Linked DNA regions of Homo sapiens: region 2 is linked to region 1. A link is an interaction called in ENCODE POLR2A ChIA-PET data of the cell type or tissue named here. Cell type or tissue: Panc1. All regions are shown on one strand. Links, peaks and the distances in the headings refer to the core of each region. The heading gives the core; the rest is flanking DNA. Region 1 overlaps BEGAIN (brain enriched guanylate kinase associated). Region 2 overlaps WDR25 (WD repeat domain 25).

What was found. Peaks named below come from ENCODE experiments on the same cell type or tissue, not always from the same donor. Only the 100,000 strongest peaks of a DNase experiment are listed, where the experiment ranks them.
Region 2: POLR2A ChIA-PET joins it to region 1 with 5 read pairs; 2 of 35 experiments call an interaction of 5 or more read pairs at or near these places.

The regions. Positions count from the first base shown.
Region 1 is chr14:100,560,495-100,565,865 of GRCh38, reverse strand. The region is part of intron 2 of BEGAIN (brain enriched guanylate kinase associated); the gene reads left to right. Among named protein-coding and RNA genes, the nearest start is that of BEGAIN, 24 kb to the left of the region's middle. In Panc1, for the core only: no CTCF peak of the experiment used is centred there; no DNase peak of the experiment used is centred there.
Region 2 is chr14:100,475,986-100,481,356 of GRCh38, reverse strand. All of the region lies in intron 3 of WDR25 (WD repeat domain 25), which reads right to left. It also overlaps the pseudogene HMGN1P25. Among named protein-coding and RNA genes, the nearest start is that of WDR25, 100 kb to the right of the region's middle. In Panc1, for the core only: no CTCF peak of the experiment used is centred there; a DNase peak (open chromatin) is centred at 4,766; H3K4me3 peaks cover 775 bases; H3K27ac peaks cover 4,238 bases.

The sequences.
Region 1 (5,371 bases), core at 182-5,181:
CCTGGCCCTGGTTGGGCCTCAGTTTTCTCATCTGTAAAGTGGGTGTCCTAACCACAACCAGGTTGCAGGGATGTTGGGTGCCGTGAGCCCCTGTGGTGGAAGCATCTCTCCTGGGACCTGGCCCAGAGCAGGCCCAGGTAGAGGGTCTCTGGGGAACCTCAGACCACACGGTGGTCACAGTGAAGGGGTCCTGAAGTGTCCACAGGGATGACCCTATGGTCGGTCCTGCCTCCTGGCCCCTGGACTGTGGAGTCTGCACATCACAGGCTGGGTCTGTGGGTCTGGATTGAGCTCTGAGAGTGCTGGTCCTGGCCCCCTCCTCTCCCACACCCCCCAGGGCCTGGAGCCAGGACTGACTTATGGGACAGTCCTGTAAATATTTGCTGAAGAGCAAAAGGACCATGTCACCTGGTGGCACTGTGGCCCTCAATGGCTCCCTTTGGTGGGCAGGTGTACATTGAGGGGTCTCTCTTCCCTGGTCCCTCCCACTGGCTGCCCCCCCATGCTGTCGCCCTGCTTCCGAGTTCCCCACAAGCTGCCACCTTCATGCCCCTGCCTTTGCCCACGCAGTCCCTGCTGTAGAGAATGCCCTTCCCTGCCTTCTTGTCCACATGACAAACTCTGTGTCTTCCCTGTCGCCTTTTCCCTGGGGTTTTCATGACGCTCTTGCCCCTCCCTCCCAAGTGGACTCCAGCCCCCTCTGGGTACCAGCTCTGTGAAAAGACCCGGTTGGCCCTCCAGTGCCGGGGACAGAGGCCCACAACAGATCCTCCTAGGCCAGCGGACAGAATACAGAAGGGGTTTGCCCACAATGCTCTGGGGTCCCAGGTTGTGAACCCTGGCCTGGGGTATTGGGAAGAGCTTCCGGGAAGCAGGGACACTTGAGCCAAGGCATGAAGAATGGGTAGGAGTTTCCAAGGACAGACAGGCCACCCTCCAAGAGGTGCAAAGGCCTGGGGGCTGCCCAGAGCAGATGTGTTTAGGGAAGACAGGTAAGGGGTGGGGAGTGGAGGTCAGTGGGGCTCCCACTGACATCTGGGGTGTCTTCTGTCTTCCCCAGGGCCCCAGATGGGCACCCCAGAGAACAGAGCCGGGGTCTGGCCCCTGGTGTTCTGACAGCCACAGTGCCTGGCAGAGGCTGGCGCACAGTAGGGCTCCCACAGGCCGGGGGGCCACATGGTAGATATGCAGCCACACCATTTGATGGCCTGGCCACCTTGGCTCTTGTCCTTTGACCCTTGCTCAGCCACACTCAGCTATCTTGTCTTCGACTGCTTGGAAAAACTATTCTTGTGACTCTCAAATATTTATAGATATTACCAAGTCCCGGCTGGCTCTCCGTGTGCTCAGAGCCTCTGTGCCTCTAATCCCTCAAATTAATCCCCTCCTCTCCCTCCAAACAGGGTCCCTCCTGCCTGCCTCCTGCAGCGTGCTGCTGGGCAGCCCCTTTTTCTATTTGAGCTTCGGTTCCCTCCTCTGTCAAACAGAGAAGTGGGTCAGTCGCCTCTCATGGCTCCTGGGGTGCCCAGAGCTACTCCTGTTTGGTGTCCACGTTTTCCCCCCAAAATAGAATTTTTCAAAGTCGTGAACTGTGATAGGCCTGCAGAGACATTAATAAATATCCGCACAGTTCAGTGGTTAAGTTTAGAACGACCACCTGGCGACCACCACCTGTGTCAAGGAGTTCAACATGGCCAACCCCCGAGATCCCCCGAGACCCTTCCCCACAGACAGCCCCATCCTGCTCCCGGCCAGCCCCTAAGATCCCCCGAGACCCTTCCCCACAGACAGCCCCATCCTACTCCAAGCAGTCACCGGGACACCGACCTTGTGCTCAGTGGTTCCTTGCTGTCCTCGTGGTTCTGCCACCTGAGAGGGCATCCCCAGCAGAGATGGTTGTATGTTGCCTGCTTTGGGACCTCATACCTGGATTCCTTCAGCCTGTGTTTTGGGGGTGGCTTTTTTTCACCAAAACTATTCTGTTTGTGAGGGTCCCTTGTGGTGGTAGGTGGAGCTACCAGTTGCTGTTGTCATGGTGGCTTCCCTGAAATCCGTTTGTTCCCTGGCAGACTGCCGGGCACTGTGCAGCCTGGGCCACCTTAGGAAACTCCTGTGCGGGTGTCTGGGGATGTGGGCTGCGATTCTGGGTGTGCACCCTCAGTGGAACCTCCGGGGCACAGGGTGCGCATAGGGTCAGCTCTGGAAGATCGGAACAGACTCTTGAAACCGCTTCTCCCCATCACTGTCCCTCCAGCGTTGTTGGGGTGGGCTGCCCTGGTTTGCTGCCCGCTGGGTTTCCTCACCGGCGAAGGCCGTGCGCATTTTCTACCAAGGTGTTTTTCCCATTGATTTGTGGGAGCTCTTCACACTGTCAGTTACACATGCAGCAGCCACACCTCCTGGGGGACGCCGCGTCTCGCTGTTCACACGGTCCTTCTATGAACAAAAGTTCTTAATTTTAATTTTGTTGAATGTGTCAGGTTTTTTCACTTTCTGATTAAAGCGTTTGTGTCTTGTTTAAGGAACCCTCCTGAAGAACTGAGGCTATTGGCTTTTCATCCACTTGAACTTGGGTTTGCATGTGGTTAGAGGTCAAGGTTGAGCTCCTTTTTGGTTCTGGTTTTGGTTTTGCACAAGGACACCCAGGTGTTCGGGCCACACTCTCTCCTTCACTCCTATGACCGGTGCTTGTGGTCCTGTCCATGTCGGACACTTGTCCAGGCTGAGACACTCTGCAGAAGTGCCAGGCTGATGTCCCAGGGATGGAGACAGATGGAGAGCAGGTGGCCTCGAAGGTCCTGACCCTGTCCTGCCCTGCCCCTCCACGCCCCCCCTCAAAGGGCACCCTCTCCCACCCAAGTCTCCCGCGTGGGCCCCGTGAGCCGGCCCTGCTGCTCTCATTGTTCACTGATCATGGATTCCACACGCATTCACTGAGCACCAGAGGCTGCTGTCGGCGCTGAGGACGCCGCAATGACTGCACAGGCGAATCTTCTAGTCGGCGGGAACAGAAAACTTTTTAAGTTAAATAAATATCACGGTGACAAGTGCTGCGGGGACAAAAAGAAAGGAAGGCAGTGAGTGGGGGGCGGGGAGCAGGTGACCTGTACAGCGTGGCTCAGGGAAGGCCCTGAGCGGGTGCCACCGGGTCAAGGCACCAGGAGGTCCAGGCAGAGGGAGCAGCAGGTGTACCGGTGGCCTGCAGGAAACAGCAAGGGCTGGTGGCCATGGAGGAGGGCAGAGGTGCTGCGTTCTGGATGTGTTGGAGGCTCGAGCGACGGGGTCTGCTGATGGGGGTGACATGGGGTGTGGGGGAAAAGGGGGTGTCAAAGACAACTCCAGGGCATTGGGCACGAGCAGCTAAAAGGATGGACTTTCTTCCCCCGAGGTGGGGACAGCTGTGGGGGAGGAGCGGGTTTGAGGGCACACAGGCTTGAGGTGTCCCCTTTTATTTAGCAAAGCCCCGCTGCACACCTGCTTCGGGCAGGCCCCTGTCCTAGACAGCATCCAGGTTGGGTTCTCTGGGCATGCAGTAGGTGCTCATTGAGGGTGGGGAACTAATTGCATTGTGGTCTGGGCCCCGACAACTCAGGAAGAGATGTCCTGGGGATGGGGCTGGCCACCTGGCGGCACCCACCTTCAGGATGGCTGTTGAATTTCCTTGTCCCTTTCCCCCAGGCCCCCTGCTCTCCATCTCTTGTCTCCTCCAACCCACCCACTACCCCAGCAGGCCACACCCCTCCCGGAGTGTGATCCTTCAAGGCTCTCTACCCCACTTCTAAACTTGATCCTACTAGAGGAAGTCTTATGGACTAATTCTCACTAAGGTGTGAATGACTGCCTCACTTTGATTTCTCCCTTTGCAGCTAGGGGCTCAGGGGGTGAGGAACCAAGACACTGACAGCTGGGGTATGAGTCTGGGAGTCACTCCTAATCTGGAGCAGCTCTGATGGTATCAACTTGGGGGGTTGGGGTTACAGGTGGGGCCAGGGTGCCTTTGTCCCCACAGCCCAGTTGAGTTCCCACTCCTCTGCAAGGCCTGCCTCCCTGATGGGGTATGTGGTTAAGAAGGTAGACGCACCTAGGTTTCAATCCCAAGTCTGTCATCACTTACTGGCTATGTGGCCTTCAGCAAATTTTTTTTTTTTTCGACAGTCTTGCTCTGTCCGCCAGGCTGGAGTGCAGTCCAGGGCTCAAGCAATCCTCTCACCTCAGCCTCCCAAATAGCCTGGACTACAGACAGTCATGTGCCACCACACCAGGCTAATTTTGTATTTTTGGTAGAGACAGGGTGTCACCATGTCGCCCAGGCTGGTCTCCAACTCCTGGGCTCAAGTGATCCTCCTGCCTCGGCCTCCCAAAGTGCTGGGATTACAGACATGAGCCACCACACCTGGCCTTGGGCAGATTTCGGAAGCTTTCTGACTCTCAGTGCCACATCTGTAAATGGGGGTAGTAATAGCACCTACTTGAGAAGGCGGCTCAGGAGACTCAGTGCACGCTGGGGTCATGCACCTGGCTTGTGAGCTGGGCCTTGCTGTTGTGGCCTGCCCGTCTCGGGTGGCTCTGCCCTGCTTGGGCCTTGCTGCCCACCCCTTGGGCGGTGACATCATTCCCGTGAAGGAGAGGGCCTGGCAGCGTGGGGCCCTCTGAGGGTCTCTGAGCTGGGGGCGGGGCCAGCTCTTCCGCACCCTAGGCTGTCTGCACTTTTCCCCAGGGGCCGTCGATGGTTGGGGCAGTGGCTGGGTGTTTCAGAGGAGGCGATGCCACGTGCCTGTTTCTCAGGGCTCCATGTCAGGCCCGCATGGGGCTCCCCCTCCCCACCCCCCAACTACCACAGGCAGAAAATCCTTCCGAGGGCTGGAGGCCTCTGGGCCCGAGCTCTGCAGTGGGGACTGCCTGTCTCTTAAAGGTCCCCCGTGTCTGCAAAGCAACCTGAGAGAGGCCTCATGCTCCATCCCCTGATGGACCCACCGAGGCTCTGGGGCTCGTGTCGAGGGCAGCTCGTGTCTGTCCTGAGCAGCAGCAGGACAGAGTTGCAGGACGTGAGACGGGAAGCAGGAGATGGGACAGGGGATGCTTGTCAGGTGAACGCAGCAGGGCCTGGGACCAGGTCTTCTGGGCCTCTCAGCCCCACTTCCTCTGCCCTCGTGGCCACTAAGCATGGGTGATGGTCCGGGTTTGCCAGGAAGTGGCCAGTGCCATGTCTCTGTGTCCTGGGGGTCTGGCCGGACCGGGGAAGCAGCCACTGCTGGTTCTCTGTGTCCTGGGGGTCTGGCTGGAGTGTGAGGGGCTGGTGGTGGCATTTGGAATGGCCGTCCCAGGGAGGGGAGGCTGCCCTGGCCACACACCACCCCAGGCTGCTGAGGTT
Region 2 (5,371 bases), core at 230-5,229, 85 kb after region 1:
CAAAATAGTTGATAAAAATATTCCTCTGGATTGTACAAGAAGGGAGACAGGGACCACTGATAAGACATGGTATATGGTATTCTATCAGACTTGGTTTCTTTCTCTCCTGCTTCATCAGAGGCTGGACTCTCCTCAGTTTTCATTTCCCCATTTTCTGCAGGTAACTCTACTTTAGTTTCTTGGTTAACCACTTTGGCCTGTTTTCCCTTTGCTCCCCTTTTCCCTTTTTTTTTTTTTTTTTTTTTTTTTTTTTGCACTTTTTTGTCTGAAGATTTATCCTTCGCTGCTGCCTTTTTCAGCTTCAATTCCACTTTTGCAGGAGCAGGTTTAGCTGACAACTGCACCAGTCTCCTCTTGGGCTCTTCCTTGGTGGCCCCTTCAGCAGAGCTGACCTTCCTCTTGGGTATCCTGGCAATGGGGAGGGTGCATGCCAGGTGCCTGCAGAGCCACGAGAGCCTTTGCAAAGCTGGGCTGCCCGGACATTTTCCACTTTTATCCACCATCGAAGCAAAGGATTTTGTGAACATTTTGCTAGTAAAGCCCCATTTCCCTAATGTCAAATAATGGCTCCTGCAACTAATCAGGTTAATAATTGCATTATCATATTTGTAACCACCCAGCTCAAAATCCACTGAAATTTTCACTTAAAGGATTTTAAAACAGATTAGAAAAACACTGTTCCCAGGTTAAGGGTGAAGATATTCAAGATTTTAATAGGTGACAGATCATTTTTGGCAACAAAAATCACATAACAATGGAAACAAAAACATCTGTTTTCAAAATGTTCTCTCCATAGTAGAAATTTTTTAGAAAGTAGTTACTCTTTCACCCTTTGTTCAAGCATCACATTTGCCATGATGGATAATAAAGTGTGTTGATCTTTTTTTTCTAGTATCTTCTAGGGGCCTAAAACTGGTAGTCACTTATCAACAGAGAAAATTTTAGAAATACTTGCTTTTCTGTAAATGAAGAATCTATACCTCTTTGAGCTCCACAAGCCCCTTGACTATTTTGCTACAAGATGCAGTGCAGATAGCACAAGAGATTTTCATGGTCACTCTTGTGTCAGCACAATGTTGTCAAGAACTGGCTGCTTTAGGCCATCCAACCCGTATGGAGAAGGGACTGTAAACAACACCCTAACGGTCCAGCCTGAGGGGAGTAGTGAAGACAAATGTGGTTTTCTGCCTGATGGGATGCTGAAAAGCCACTGAAAACTGGAATCACAAACAGCAGTCTTTGGCAAGATGGACAATGCTTGATTCCTATTCTTCAACTACAAGAGTATAAAATGGGAATTGATACGAAGCAGTCCCCGACCTTTTTGGCACCAGGGACAGGTTTTGTGGAAGACAATTCTTCCATGAACCAGGGGTTGCGATGGGGGTGCTTTCGGGATGAAACTGTCCCACCTCAGATCACCAGGCATTAGTTAGATTCTCATAAGAAGAGCACAACCTAGATCCCTCGTATGCGCAGTTCACAATAGGGCTCCGTTCGTATGAGAATCTGATGCTGCTGCTGATCTGACAGGAGAAGGAGCTCAGGCGGGAATGTTCACTCACCCACTGCTCACCTCCTGCTGTGTGGTCTGGTTCCTAACAGGCTATGGACAGGTACCAGTCCGTGGCCCAGGGGTTGGGGATCCCTGTTGATATGGACAAAGACTGGGAAGAGATTCACTGAAATGAAATGAATTGTTCTAGGGGTAGTAAGATAACTTTTTAAATTATACTAACAGATTTGTTGTAATACTGTTTTTCTAATAAATAAAGATTTTTTAAGTCATCAAGGAGATGAGCAGACTTGTAAGATGATGGTCTTTGTGCTATGTCCCTCTCATTAGATCAGCAGACAAACGACTCTCTCAAGTAAACCAAAAAACTGCTTCTTGGTGAATTGATCTAATTGGAAATCTGGTATTCCTAAAAAAAAAAAATGTACTCTTCTTTTCCTTTCCTGGAACTCAAGGTGGTACATAAAGCCTTCTACAGAGCATGACAAACCCCACCTTTTAAGCTACAATTGGTGATCAGAAACCAACCGTGATATGACCAACTAGCAAGTCCCCCTGCTCAGGGAGCACAGGCAGAGGGCTGTCCCCTTGGTCTCCATGTGCCTATGCCAGGGACTCAGAGCAGCAATGTGGCAGCACAGAGGCCCCAGGACACTCGCTTCAGCCAAGCGGCTGGGGGTCATCTGGAGACTGCAGGCAGGGACCACCATCACAACCCCTAGACAGAAAAGGAGGACACGGATACCACTGCAGTCCCCACACCACCGAGAAGGCCCAGGACTGCCAAACTCTTTCTCCCCACAAGGACAACTGCGCTTATTGCTGAGAACATTCAGTGGCCGGCTTCTTGCTCACTTGGAATTCATTGCCAATCCTTAAATCCAAAAGGAAACACAAACTCTCTCTGCCTGGAGAAAAAATGTTCCTTATTTTTTAGACCATAGCATATAACCATATGCTTAATTTCAGAAATGGCAGTGAATTATCCATATGTTTTTTTCAAAAGTGCAGTGATACAGTCTTGCCAACAATGGGGAAGAAAGATGAGAGAAAATGTGAAAGCTGAATTGCTAAAAGACGATGATCGAACTTTTTCTGCTAAAACAAACAAACAAAAAATCTGAATGTTATTTTTTCCTCAACCCCCTAAAGAGATTGAAAATCTGTCTTTTAAGTATTTCCATTTAGAAGATAAGCTGTAGTTTATACATTTTTCCTATTTGTACTTATAATAACTAGGCCCTTACTGCTTTTCTTTGTTAAAAGGGTTCAAAACTACAAGATTTTTAAATTTTTTAGTAAGTTTCTGGATACCTAGTGAAAAGACTAAGGTAGAAATCTCGCTAACTAAGAAGTTCTCAAATAAGACTTTGTTTCAGAAATTAGGGCCATAGCCATCATTATCTGGCACAATGTTGGAAGCAGGAGATGGTATAGCTGAGGAGTTCAGAGCCACGCAGACCCAGATCCCATCCCAGCTCTGTCACTTCCAGTGGAGGGGCCTTGGGCAGGACCTTGCACTGCTCTGTCTCACACTCTTACAAATGTAAGGTCGTCATGAGAGCTAAATGTAACGCGGTGCATGAAGCCTTCCAAAGAGCATGGCAAACAGCAATCAACAAAAGGGAGCTATTATAGTTTACAAAATTAAACCCCAAATTATTGAATTCACAATTGGTTCATTTACAAACTAAAACCAAGGGATACAGGTTTTTTTGTTTGTTTTTGTTTTGTTTTGTTTTGTTTTTTTGAGACAGAGTCTCGCTCTGTCGCCCAGGCTGGAGTGCAGTGGTGCTATCCGGCTCACTGCAAGCTCTGTCTCCCAGATTCACGCCATTCTCCTGCCTCAGCCTCCCTAGTAGCTGGGACTACAGGTGCCTGCTACCACACCCAGCTAATTTTTTTGTATTTTTAGTAGAGATGGGGTTTCACCGTGTTAGCCAGGATGGTCTCAATCTCCTGACCTTGTGATCCACCCACCTCGGCCTCCCAAATTGCTGGGATTTCAGGCGTGAGCCACGGCGCCCGGCTGGGATACAGGTTTTTAAATAGCAATAACCTCCACAGATTAATGCTTTTTCAGCTTTTCTCATGAGGCTTTGAAAATACAACGCCCTGGGCTGCCCTTTACATTTGTTAAAGAGATATGGGTAAAGTCTGGAAAATATTCATCAGTGAAATATCTTGAACATGAACACTAGCTGTGCCAGAGGAGAAGGTCTTAACTTGTCAGACGGGCTCTTCCTCTCTACCTTTTCATAAATCAAGGAGCTTGTTCTCCTGGGCAATGTTACTTTCAGCGCAATGGTTAGCTGTTATATAACCTTTAACCTTAAGACCATCTTGCTTGTTTACCTGTTTGTTATAGAAAATTCTGTTTATTCACTGTATGCTTATTATAGGAAACTGAGTTTTAAAATATTTAATCCACTAGCACTGACTTTATTGATCTCATTATAATGAGCTAAACCAGTGTAAAAACTGTTTGGATCTTCTTGGAGCTAGGAAAAATCACTTATTTTCTCCTTGAATCAATAATGATACAAATAAAAAAATTGTTAAAGCAAAAACAAGTTTAAAACACAATGCAGAAATTCCATTTGTTCTACTGACTCTATGACCAGTGCTTCCACCCCCGTATGACTGTGATAAGGCATCTGGGAACTCTGGAATAGTGGCTCCTCCAAGCTGCCCCTCTTCCTTTCTCAGGTGGAGATATCCAGCTTCCCAAAGTGACCAACCATGTGGCCGGGGCAGCACCACCTGTCCATCTTGCTAACTAAGAAGTTCTTAGTTAACATAGAAGTTGCAAACGTCTATACTAGGAATCCTATCATCATGCAGGGCTCCAGGCCTGTGAGGGCCTTCCTCTTCCATTCAGCATGACTGACTCCCAGCCTAGTTCCTGGCACATAATAGGTATTTCGTCCAGGCCACATGAAACCCAAGTATGGGTCTCCAGGAGAGAAAAGAGAAGCTCATGCCCCCCTCTCCAGGGAGCTCAGAGGCAGCCCTGGCAAAGCAGTTCACAGTCAAGGAAGGGGAACAACATTTATCAGGAGCCTGTTACCTCCAGGCCTGTCTGGAGCTTGCACGCATCACACGGCACCCTGGGTGGTAGGTGTAATTAACCCATCTCTCACAGCCAGGGAAATGGAAGCTCAGCGAGGTGAGAGACTCGCTCAGAGCCACATGAGTCAGCCACACTGAGACGGAGACTGGCCCTGTCTAATCTCAAGGCCAGCTCTCGGCACCCTACCTTGCATCGCCGCCAGTTATTCGTGACCTTTGCTTCTCCTAGTGCTTTGTTCACATCCACAGACTCATGAACATGTAGGAAAAATGTTGACAAGGGAAAGCTTATGCTGTTGGCTTGTGGTAATTGAGCTTGTGTTTCCAGGCAGTAGGCATATGACTCACTTCGCTAAAATCAATATCGTTACACTCATCCTCTGGGAAGTATTCAGCCAGCTATAAATTTAGCCATCCTGACTCAAAGTTAACGAGAAAAGAAACTTACTAACTTTCAAATCAAACTTTATGCATCAGAAACAGGGGCCATCTTAGCAATCCGGGCAAAGGCCTGGGAAGGGTCTGGCCTGAGAGCCAGCTGGGCCTGCATCTGAACATTCCCCATCAGCTGTGGCCCTGCATCGGCCAGCAATCCTCTCCAGCCCTGGTATCCTCATCTGTAGACTCAGGACCACAAAAGGTGGTTGTGAGAATTAGCAATAATGTATGTAGGAGAGCTAAGCCCCAGACAACTGATAGGGCCCAATAAACAGTAGCTGTAGCATTGTAATAATAGTAGTAACAGAAGAAATAGTAGTAGTTGCAGTCATTTTTTAAAATTTG